Linked DNA regions of Homo sapiens: region 2 is linked to region 1. Evidence: chromatin contacts called from ENCODE Hi-C or POLR2A ChIA-PET data. All regions are on one chromosome and are shown on one strand. The core of a region is the stretch at or near the end of the contact, and the rest is flanking DNA. Distances in the headings are between cores, read along the strand shown.

Region 1 (5,446 bases), core at 928-3,427:
AATGGAATGTGGGTTGAAGTGATTTCCCCTCTTCTAGATCTGGCCCATAAATAGCTCCCTGTGACTCTCCATTTTCTTGAACCCACAAGCCAGAGGGAGGTTAATGACCCAGGCCCATCTTGGAAGCCCCACACCCAACAACCCCCATCACCACCAACTGGATGCGATTTCAGCAAGAAAATAAATTTCTATTGCAATAACCCATTGAACTGGCATTTGGGGTTAAAACAGGTACTCATTCAAGTGAAGTGGAGCCTTCTGGCAAAAAAGAGGTATTTGCATATCACAACTAACTCAGATAAACTGTAGAAGTACTGTGGCCCACAGAAGATTGGTCTGTGGTTTTGCAGCTTCCTGAAAGGCCTTTGGGTTCCCTCCCGGAAACTCCAGCTGGTCATGCACGATGAGCAGATATCCACCCATTTGTGAGAAACTGGAATGCGCTGCCCTGAGGTCAGCAAAGCCAGTGACAGAGGCCGCGTGGCTTCCCACGGACAAAATCACGGCCACAATCACGGCCACTAGTCTTCTAACAGTGAATGAAATCGGCAGAATCGCAAAACACTGAGCCAAAAGATTCAGCTGATCTTATGCTAATGCTAAATGGGAAAACACATTGGGGTTCTCAAAATGGTTTGGTTGAGTTTTCTTTGTAGAAAAGAGTTAATTTAGTTTTCACTGAATTATTAACTGCTTAAGCAGATGAAAACTGAGGCCCTGTGAATTGCCACAAAACAAAGAATGGGGAAAGGAGCAAATCAGATGCCAGTAAACTCCTGGGCAAGGCACTTGCACATACACGCACACCTGACATCATTTCATCCCTATAACTCTCTGAAGTAGTTATAATGATCACCCTTACATTTCAGACTTGGAAACTCAGGTACAAAGAAATTAAATAATTTGACCAAAGCCATAAAATGAGATTTAAAACTCAAGTCCACCTGGCTCAAAAGTATGTGATCCTCCCTCTATGCCACATGTCTGTAACAACATACACACGAAACTAGCATTTATTGAGTAATTATGATGTGCTGAGCATTGTTCTAAATCTCTTGCAGGACTTAATTCATGTAAACCTCACAAAAACTCTATGAGACAGGTACTATTATTATCCTCATTTTTATAGATCAAGAAGATAAGGTACAGAGAGTTTGAATAACTTGCTCCAAGTTATAGCTTATATGTGGTCATAATTCAAAAATCTGGTCCTAGAGCCCTCATTCTCAACCACTGATCTACAGAAAGCGGCTGATCTCTGCCCCTCCTTTCCATGGTAAGAAATAGGAGACTTGAAGGTTTAAGTGACTGTTTTCCCACAGCAGTAGCGGCAGCAGCAACAACGTAAATCTTTCTAAAGTCTGCTCTGTTAGGTACAGGGGTATCTGTGTACATTGTCGGCTGTCAGAAACCCAGGGGTAAGTTCGATATGATCCCTGCTCACAGACAAACCTTAAAACTTTTGGTGCAGAATGAACTCACATTTGAACTAATCTAAAGAGCTAAGACAAGAATAAAACAAAACAAATTCAATTACCAAATAAAATAATTAGTCTTTGGAATTAGAGAAGGGGTAAGGATACAAGACAAGCCTCTGGAAGACTGGCAATGTTCTATTGTTCTGTTCCTTGGCCTGGGTGACGGTCACATAGGTGTTTACTTTGCTATAATTCAATGACTATACATTCGAATCTTGCCCACTTTTCCATACGTGTATATTTCACAATAAAAAGGTTATAAAACAAACACAAATGTTAGGAGTATTAAAAAGGAAGTATCATACTTATTACTAGAAAGATCCAAACACAATATTTAGTATACCTCCTGGGTTAAGCCCTAAAGATGTCATGAAAGATGTAAGGTTTTGCAAATTAGAGCTTTTGCAACTTTTTAATCATTATACTGAAACATACAGCAATCCTTACTCTTTGTAGTAAATAAAATGCATTACTTTAATGTCTGTTTTACAAGTTAGCTAGTATCTTGAATTAGCATTATTACAGGTACAGTCATAGGATCGGTTATAAAATTATAAGTGGGTAACAGCTCAACTGGAAACCAAGGCCCATGTCCACCAGAATTAGCAGGGAACTAACCTCAGGGGCACCCAAGTGTCTTTGCTGCAGTTCAAGTGTGTCCTGTGTTTCGTCTGGGAGCTGCTTGTTTTACTTTCTACTTGCTTACTAAGAAATTTGTTGGCAGGTTCTGACAAGGATAGCTCAACACTTGCCAACAGAAACATGGCAGGATTCAATGTGTGTGTTTCCTGTTATAAGTAAGAATGCCAGTTTGAGGCAAACAGGAAAACAAGTCTTTCCACTGGAAGGCAGTTTAGAAGAATTTGCCTGAGCAAGATGATTGTTTTAAGGTAAGAAAATGGGGTGAAACTAGCAACAACAACAAAAAATAAATATACATTTTTTTCTCTGAATGCTTCTAGTGAGATGAATCTTCTCACTGGGCCTAAAAGTAGTGTTGACAGTTATCTAGTGTTTCCACTCTTAGTTGAAATTATTTTATGTGTAACTTGGTTAGACAGGATGGTGAACCTTCACCAAATGGGGGTCTCCATGACCTACAATGCCCTCCAATCACTTCCTAGGGAAGATCAGAGGAAAAAAAAAAGGCCCCCCAAAATTATTTTTTAAACAAATAACCAACAAAAAAAATGCTCTCCAAAATTAATTTGGAATATGGAGAACAATGTAAGGAAAAGGTTCATTTTTACTGAGCAGAATACAGAAAAGAGAAAGGAAAGGATTAGCTGCTATGCATCAAGGCTTCTATTCCTTTTGCTGTTAACTCCACCAGGGAGCTTCAAGCATTCCAAATCTGGAAAATAAAAAGCTAAGCTTGTAGGCTTCAGGTTCTCTTTGTTACTCAGACAGCTGCTAATCGTCCTGCTGTGTTAGGAACCCATGAGACAATGCTGTAACATTTAGCTTTCTGACGTCCAAAGCATCTAGATCAGTCCCCAATTAAACAGGTATTAATCACAAAGACTCTAAAAGCCAGGGTGATAGATGCACCCAGTAAATCTTTGCTGTTGCCTTTACTTTTCACACTCAGATTTCTACATTTACAGGCAGAAATACTTAAAAGCCTGCTCCAGAAACTTGACCAATCAAAAGCCTTGTTCATTACTTTATATCAGATGCTTGATGATTTCCTACCTCTGAAAAGCCTTTCAGAAAGAGGTAAGACATTGATCATTCCGCTAAAAGAGCCTGTCTGCTTCAATAAATAGATCCACTATGGTTGTTGTCATCTTGACTTTTTAAGTGTGATAACTAATTCAGAAGTGTTGTGGCTTTGCCACTTGCTATAGGGAAATCCAAATCATCTGTGAAGTTAAAGAAAAAGTCAGTGGATGAACCCAGAAAACATCAATGGGCAAAACATTAATATACTAGTAATACTAACGATCTCTTCCAACAGGGGCCAAATCATCTTCAGGTCATGAACCTGATTAGAGTGAATGAATGAAGTGAGGTATATTAATCCAGATAATAGAAAAGAGTATGTGTTGGATGAATCCTTCTGAATTCCATGTTTTGAAATTTATGTTGATAAAAGGTACTCAGTGTTACATTTTCATCAATTTCCATTTCACAAGGGCATGAAGATAGCCTTATTTAACTCTGTCAAAGAGTATCATTTACAGCTTTTGTTATAAACAAGTGACTAGGTAATCAACCTCCAAACACACAAACAAATGAAAAGTAATAATTTTCATAGCCAATATCTAATCACTATAATACACAATGAAGAGAAAAGCACCAACACGAGAGGCTCATATGACCTCAGAGGAAACCAACATTAGCTATTCTGAGTTATTAGAAATCCTTTTAAATTAGATTTCTATTTTTTATTTCTCAAACTAACAGAACCCATGAGACAAGTACAATATTTGCAAGGTGCCAGCTCAAGGGGCTGAATTCCTTGGCTTTCAATGGAGCCTGAATATATTATAAATTACTCCGTCTTCATCACTATCTCAGTGATGGTCCACTGTCTTCCAAGTTGAAAGAGTTGGGAGTCAATAAACGTCACTTATGATATGAGCACCTGTCGACTAAGACCTGGACTGAGACCAATTCCATTAACATAGTCATTCTACGGCTGCCAAATGGCCGGGCCTTGGACCACTTATGATATAGTCCCCATTCAAGGAGGTGACCTAAAGACAGAAAGGTCCAGAATCCCATTAGTCATCTTCCAAGCCATCCAATTCTCCATCAGATATACTGTTGGAATGGGATACCTAGTTTTTTAATCGTCATTTAAAAAGATCACGTGAGCTGCTCCAAAACATGTCATGGTGACCATAAATTGAAGATAGATGCTCTTTAGCATTGTTACCAGCCACTGTCCTTTAGATCTATGAAATTATTTTTTAGCAACTTCTATTTCTTTCTCTTGTTGCACTTAAAACACACAGGCAGAACAGAGGAAAAAATGACACATATTGACAAAGTATAAATTATAGCATGAAATCATAGGCTACCAATGATTCCTGACAAGGCCAGAGAGTCAGAGGAAACATGGTGGTAAAAATTCAGTTGTAAATCAATGTGTTCTGTGCTATTTGGAATTTTTCCAAGTCCAAGTGTTGCTTGGCTTAAAGCACAATGTCTAAGGACTGAGAAGTGATGATCACGGACAGTATAAACTAGAATGTTACAAATAGGGGAGAGAGACAGAGAGAGAAAGGGCGGGGGGGAGAGAGAGAGAGAGAGAGAGAAACAGGAAGAAGGCCATTGGGGTGAAGTTCTGAGACTCCTCATGTTTCTTATTGCCAGTTTGGTTCTACTGGATGGAAGTCTAGGGAAGTTCCAAACACAGGGGATCAAAATATTCTGAGGACAATATTCATGACCCATAGAATGCTGAGAAGGTGGGTTTTAGTATCACTTTAGGGAACCTCTGCTTTTCCCTAAAGTATCACTTTAGGGAACCTCTGCTTTTCCCTAAAGTATCACTTTAGGGAACCTGCTTTTCCCTAAAGTATCACTTTAGGGAACCTTTTTTATAAAGAAGAAATCTTTCCTGCCCTGTTTCTTGCTTGCTATGTAGACAAGTGTAAGGAAGCACCTGGTGAGTGGAAAGAAGTGGGATAGAGACCTTTGGGTTAAATTACAGTCAGAACATTTTGAGAATGCATCTTACACAAATGGTCACCACATGCTACGCTCTCTGAAAATGTGGCCATGCAATTATGTTCTTGCAGACCTCATATTTGAAAATCTGTCTTTTTGACAATTTTCTCAAAAGCTATGGTACAGGTTAGGAACAGGATAATCATTTAGGAGAAGAGGTTTTAAGCTTGGAAATCTGTAACCCTAGAATTGTATTTTTATTTTATTTTTTATTTTTAGAGTATCAGCTAGAAACTAAGTTCTATGTGCTAGATAGTTTAAATTTCTATAGGCATTATAAGAATGGG
Region 2 (5,439 bases), core at 742-3,241, 44 kb before region 1:
GAAAAAAAGTGGTGGTTTTTCTTAACAAGAGAGTAACTCCTGATAAATAGAAGTATCTAATCTAACATGGCGAAAGAGCCATACTCTCTACATGTAAACAGGCAGGAGAGAGGGAACATGGGACACAGGGAGATACTTGCTCTATGAACGACAGAGGTCTTCTAGGTTCAAGCCTCCTTCCACATATCAAGAACTAATCAGCCGCAGGCTGGAATTCTAGACATCAGCCTGGAATCGAACAAGGCTGGCACACAGCAATGGACTCCTCATGGCTCCTCATTGTCCATATATTTGTCACATAATCAACTCAAACCAAAGGAAGTAAGTTCCCTTCTTTCATTTATAACAACCAACTATCCAGATTACTTATTGGACTATGCCTCCCACCACGGTGACCATGTTTAGCAGCTGGTGGCCTCAAGCAAAGGGCAGTAATTAAGACCAAAATGCACTTTTATAGATTATTTTGCCTATTTTATCAAATCACTTGTCTGTTTTGCATATGTGTACATTTATCGTGTAGAGAATAAAATTTAATTTTTTGTAGTAAACGACCATATTTAAAATTGTAGAAAACACTTTAGTCTATTTAAAGAGAGAGAAATCGTTTTCTGGCCAGGTCTTGTAGCTCATACCTGTAATTCCAGCACTTTGGGAGCCCAAGGAGGGAAGACTGCTTGAGCCCAAGAGTTTGAGACCAGCCTGGGCAAAAGAGCAAGACCCCATCTTTAAAAAAAAAAAAAAAAATTAGCCAGGCATGGTTGTGCACACCTGTGGTCCCTGGGTCGACATGAACATGAATGTTATGTTGACAATTACGTAAAAATGACAGAAAAGTCATCAAATCTACCTTCTAACTATTTCCTCTCTGGAAATCGGTCAAATCCATCAAATGTAGTTTTTGAAACCTGAATGTGAAGGGATTTCATCAGGTGGGCAGGTATTTATGTGAAGTATGAGGAGAACATGAATATGATCTTAAAACGCTAGAGTGTATTCCACGTCCTGCGGACACACAAGGTTGGTAATGGTTTCTTTTGCTACTAGAAATTCTTAAAGGAGAAAGAATGGTCTCATAAACACGTGTTGCCTTTCAGTCTGCCAATTCCTTCTCCACTTAACATCTGGATATCAATAGATATTACATAAATATATTTGTAATATTAAGTGGGCAATTTGGGGACTTGGTGTGTATGCAGAAATGATTGGACATTTGAATTGAGATGTAAGGGAATGTGAAGACTTGTATCTACTTAATGCCAGGATACGAGTTGAGTGAAATAAGCCTTCTCCTCACCATTGAATTCAGGCAACTCCTTTATCATGGGAAATTTCTTAAACAGAGACCAGACAAAGCATGTGGTCTATGTAGGGTCATGAGTTAAGGAGAATTCATTGTGACTAAATAAACAAAGGCTTGTTCCTTTGAGTCAGTCGTGATGACATCAAAATGTCTTTACCATCCAGTTCTTTTCATTGCAATAGAATTTTACTTTTGTATCACTGTCTTCCCCATTACAAAACAATAATTTTATAAATGTCAAGGCTAAATAATGCATGTTTATCCTGCCAGCATAACTTGAAAGGTCTACCACCATTGTATAAATATGTATTTACCTCCAAACTCTCATAAATCCATTTAAGTGAAGAAGCTTCACTGTGTGACCCCCCTACCACTGAACTTCATTTCACCCCACTCTGGCATGTTGTAATAAAACAATTGGGGTTACAAGTGAAAGACAGATGAATAATACTTGGACAATGTTGGAGGAAGAAGCGTACCTTTCTTCTGTGGAGCTCACCGTGTTTTACTTAAGAATATTTCATACACACTTGCAACAACACCATGCATTAGGAAAGGTGTTATTATTAAGGTATCATTATCTCTCTAATTTCCAGGTGGAGGAACTGAGTTATAAAGAAAAGTGGAGTGAATTTCCCAGTGTCAACATTTCAGTTGGCTTTAGAATCCATAGCTGTCCGGATGCCAGAGTCTGGCTCTGCGCCCTGGGAAACAATGCATCATTCCTATTGTTCTCACATTTCTCTTCTAAAACTTCATGGAGGTAGTGGAGAGAGTTAACACTTTTACTGTTGCTGGATATTATTTTAGGCACTTGGAAAGTCCTTTTTTGGCCTTTGCATCAGCCTTGACTCTAATATATGCATATGTTGAAATTTTGAAGATTCAGACGGTGACCTTTGAATAAAATAAGATTTCATACTTCACCTCTCCTTTGATCCTTCCCTGATTACTTCATTTACAGAAATACCTGCTGAGCAGGAACAAAACAACACCAGCATAGTATATAATGTTGTTAGGCTATTTCAGAATGGACATGTTCTCTGTTGAAATGGTCTGCTTTTAATATGTTCAGTGTTTAGAAAATACCTTGTCTTAAGTTGTAGACTTTAAGAAAAAAAAAAAAAACTTTTAATTATTCAATGTACACAAGGTAACATTCTGTTGTTAGTTAAAATACAATGCCACCTGGGCGCAGTGACCGACGCCTGTAATCCCAACACTTTGGGAGGCTGAGGCAGGTGGACTGTCTGAGATCAAGAGTTCGAGACCAGCCTGGTCAACATGGTGAAACCCCGTCTCCACTAAAAATACAAAAATTAGCCAGGCCTGGGTGGTGGGTGCCTGTAATCCCAGCTACTTGGGAGGCTGAGGCAGAATTGCTTGAGCCCAGGAGGCCAAGGTTGCAGTGAGCCAAGATTGCACCACTGCACTCCAGCCTGGGCAACAGAGTGAGACTTTGTCTCAAATAGTAATAATAATAATAATAATAATTTTTTTTTTTTACCAAGCAAGCAAAAGAAACAAAAAAGTCCTACATTTGTCAGCTTTTAACGTGAATATCCAGAACTCCTAGACTTCTGCAAAAGTGGTGATAAAACAAAAATTGTTGGAGTAGTTTTAAAAACAAATTTCACATTCCTTCTGAACAGAAAAGCTTTTACAACTTATGTTGCAAAAAAGGTTTTCACTAAACTGTCATGATTTGACAGCATCAAATTTAACATTCCTTGCTCTATAAGAAATAGCTTTCAGGATACAACCAAGGGGAAAGAAAGGTCGTTAAAATCAGCAACTCTTGTTTAAAAGTGATAAAAATGAAATAACTCAAAAAAAAAAAAAGAATGAAAAGTTAAAATGTGTCCAGTCCAAAGTTATGTCCTTTGTTTCTAGGAATGAACAAACTCAATGCTGGTATATAAAAATAGAAGCATTGAAAGCTAATAGGTTTATGGATGAGCAGTGCATTTTTCAGTAGTTCAACTTTCTGATCATGAGAAAGCCGAGGCGAGTTCCAAGTCTCACCACTGGCATCTTGGTGAATCCTCTTTGGCCCTGTTTGGGGATGGAGTTTCCTGGAGCAGGACAGAAAATGAGGCTAATGGAAAAGTCTCGCCAGTACTTCTCCATTGAGGTAAACTCTCCAAAGGACGGGACCCATGACCTAACAAGGTTAGAGAGAAAGCCTCCTGTGCTTGCTGCCTGGTGCCCAGAAGATAATAAATATGTGTACCATGAATGAATGGCACCAAAGGACAGGAGGAGCCCTTCGTGATGGAAAGCACACAGCCAACAGCCAGTGAGCATCTAGGACCATCCCTCAGAGCCTGACCTCATCTGGGTCATATGTCACTTCTCCCCGGAAGAATAGCAGGGAAACCACACTGTGTTTGGTCTCCTCTTTCGCTGTCAAAAAAGGACTGAAATCCTGAAAAACATCAACACAACCTGAGAGACATGAGAGAGTATTTTTCTGTTTTCAGTATTTCGAATGAGATCAAGTTTAAAGCACAAAAGGAGTTTTCACTGGAGAAAAAATCATTCTTGGTTGTTGGACTTACCTTGCAGATCTGGGGTCGCTTCTTTAAAGGAGCGAAGTGTGAACGTTCTCTATTCCAGATTGTCACAGCCCACTATCCACAAGATAGTTAGGACAAGTTTGTAAAGTCCCAAAATAAGACTTTATATGGCACAGCCTCAGGCCCAAAGAAACAGACCTCATTTGTCCAGTTAGGGGTTATGGGGCTTGGGTTACGTATATATATATTTTAAATCCACTTTCCCTTTCTTTCCAGGCCCCCTGTGTCATAGGAATCCACCAGGCGGCTTGAGCACTGAAGAGGCAACACTAATGAGCCACGTCGCTTTCTCCTAGGACTTTTTTTTCCCCCATGGTATGAACCAAGCCCTAAAAGCCACAGCTGAGTCCTTAAAAAATGTTCCTAGGCATGGTCTTCATTCCAGTGAAAGACAGATGACTGTAATTTATGCCACAAACAAAATACAATGGTTGTAATTCCAAATGGAGAGAGAATCAGGGATGTCTCAGAAGCTCAGTGTCTGGCAGCAAATACAGCATCAAAACTCAGAGGCAGTGTTCTATTTCTATAGGTACATGTATTTTACAGACTGGTGATGAACAGAAAAGTACTTCTGAGAAACGATTTGTTCCAGGTCTCATTCAAATGACCGGCAGTCATTTCTGTAAGCCCCACAGTTTCAGCAATCTGTGCACCAAGCAACGCTGCAGATATTGTTTTTTTTTTTCATTTCTTTAATTTCAGAGGGCGAAGACGAAGTAAAAAAAGTGCAGTTCTTCAATTAAAGTGCATGGATGAGGTAAACTAATTTCAAGAGTTTTGAGTTTATTCAGTACTGGCTCAGACGGGAACCATTCTGCCGTGCATCTGCTGCATTTGGGTTCGCATTGCCTGGACACTGCTCAAAATCTTATTCTGGTGCGTGATGGCTGTGATACCAATTCTTGCCAGGTCCCTGTACATAGGGCGACAAAAAAGGGACAGAAGAAGTCACAGGGACTGACAATCTCTTTTCTTGGGCTTCATGCAGACACACGTTTGAATCAGCCACAATTAATACAGCACAACAAGGCAGGTGTATTAAAATGTTTCATTAAGCAATTTAATGCAAGAATGTAGATACTTTATAGAGGCTGTGTAAAATTATACTCAATCAAAATGAGAGGCATTCCAGATTTTTTTTAAATGAGTAGGATGATTACGCAGCTCAAAGCAAAAAAAGAAAATACTATTAAATCTAGATTTACCCTTTCGTGTTACATCGTTGAGTACTTACTCCTGGTTCACGTGCACCACAGCCTCTAGTGTGGTATAACCAGCAGCTGTGAAGTTATCCTTATACCGGTCCATTTTAATGGCCTGGAGCCAATCGCCCACTGATACCACAGCAGAGAATTCAGGGGAGCTTGGATCCAACAAGGCAGTGTTAGGTCTAGAAAGAGAACAAGAAAATATAAGCAGAACGGAGCTACCAGTGAGACAAGAAGACTCAGAAATCTGATTGCCTCAAATAGGCAAGGAGAACTGAAAAGCTAAGGGAAGGTTTTAAATGGAACAATTGTTGTTAAATGTAACTATGCAATATTTTGCTCTTAA

What was found. Hi-C counts contacts between places; a loop is a spot of excess contacts on that map. ChIA-PET counts read pairs that join two places held with the same protein, here RNA polymerase II (POLR2A). Pooled maps may share reads with other maps.
Region 2: a map of endothelial cell of umbilical vein shows a loop between it and region 1 (2.8-fold over the local background). The contact joins two enhancer-like sites. A Hi-C loop is called at or near these places in 2 of 168 maps with a recorded cell type or tissue (CD8-positive, alpha-beta T cell and endothelial cell of umbilical vein), 1 of 37 single-sample maps with no recorded cell type and 2 of 50 pooled maps. POLR2A ChIA-PET finds 5 or more read pairs at or near these places in 5 of 52 experiments (CD4-positive, alpha-beta T cell, Caco-2, HCT116 and 2 more).

The regions. Positions count from the first base shown.
Region 1 is chr2:221,465,619-221,471,064 of GRCh38, forward strand. The region is part of intron 5 of EPHA4 (EPH receptor A4); the gene reads right to left. Among named protein-coding and RNA genes, the nearest start is that of EPHA4, 100 kb to the right of the region's middle. RefSeq lists enhancers at 2,409-3,015, 3,016-3,621. Within about 2 kb of position 2,178, at least 2 of the 41 ENCODE cell types and tissues checked have a DNase peak (open chromatin) inside an H3K27ac peak, as active enhancers do; they include endothelial cell of umbilical vein, where a contact is called at or near this core.
Region 2 is chr2:221,421,345-221,426,783 of GRCh38, forward strand. EPHA4 (EPH receptor A4) reads right to left here. Exons shown (of 18, transcript NM_004438.5): 16 at 5,120-5,275; 17 at 3,865-4,798. The coding sequence ends at 4,684. Among named protein-coding and RNA genes, the nearest start is that of EPHA4, 150 kb to the right of the region's middle. RefSeq lists an enhancer at 3,605-4,804. Within about 2 kb of position 1,992, at least 2 of the 41 ENCODE cell types and tissues checked have a DNase peak (open chromatin) inside an H3K27ac peak, as active enhancers do; they include endothelial cell of umbilical vein, where a contact is called at or near this core.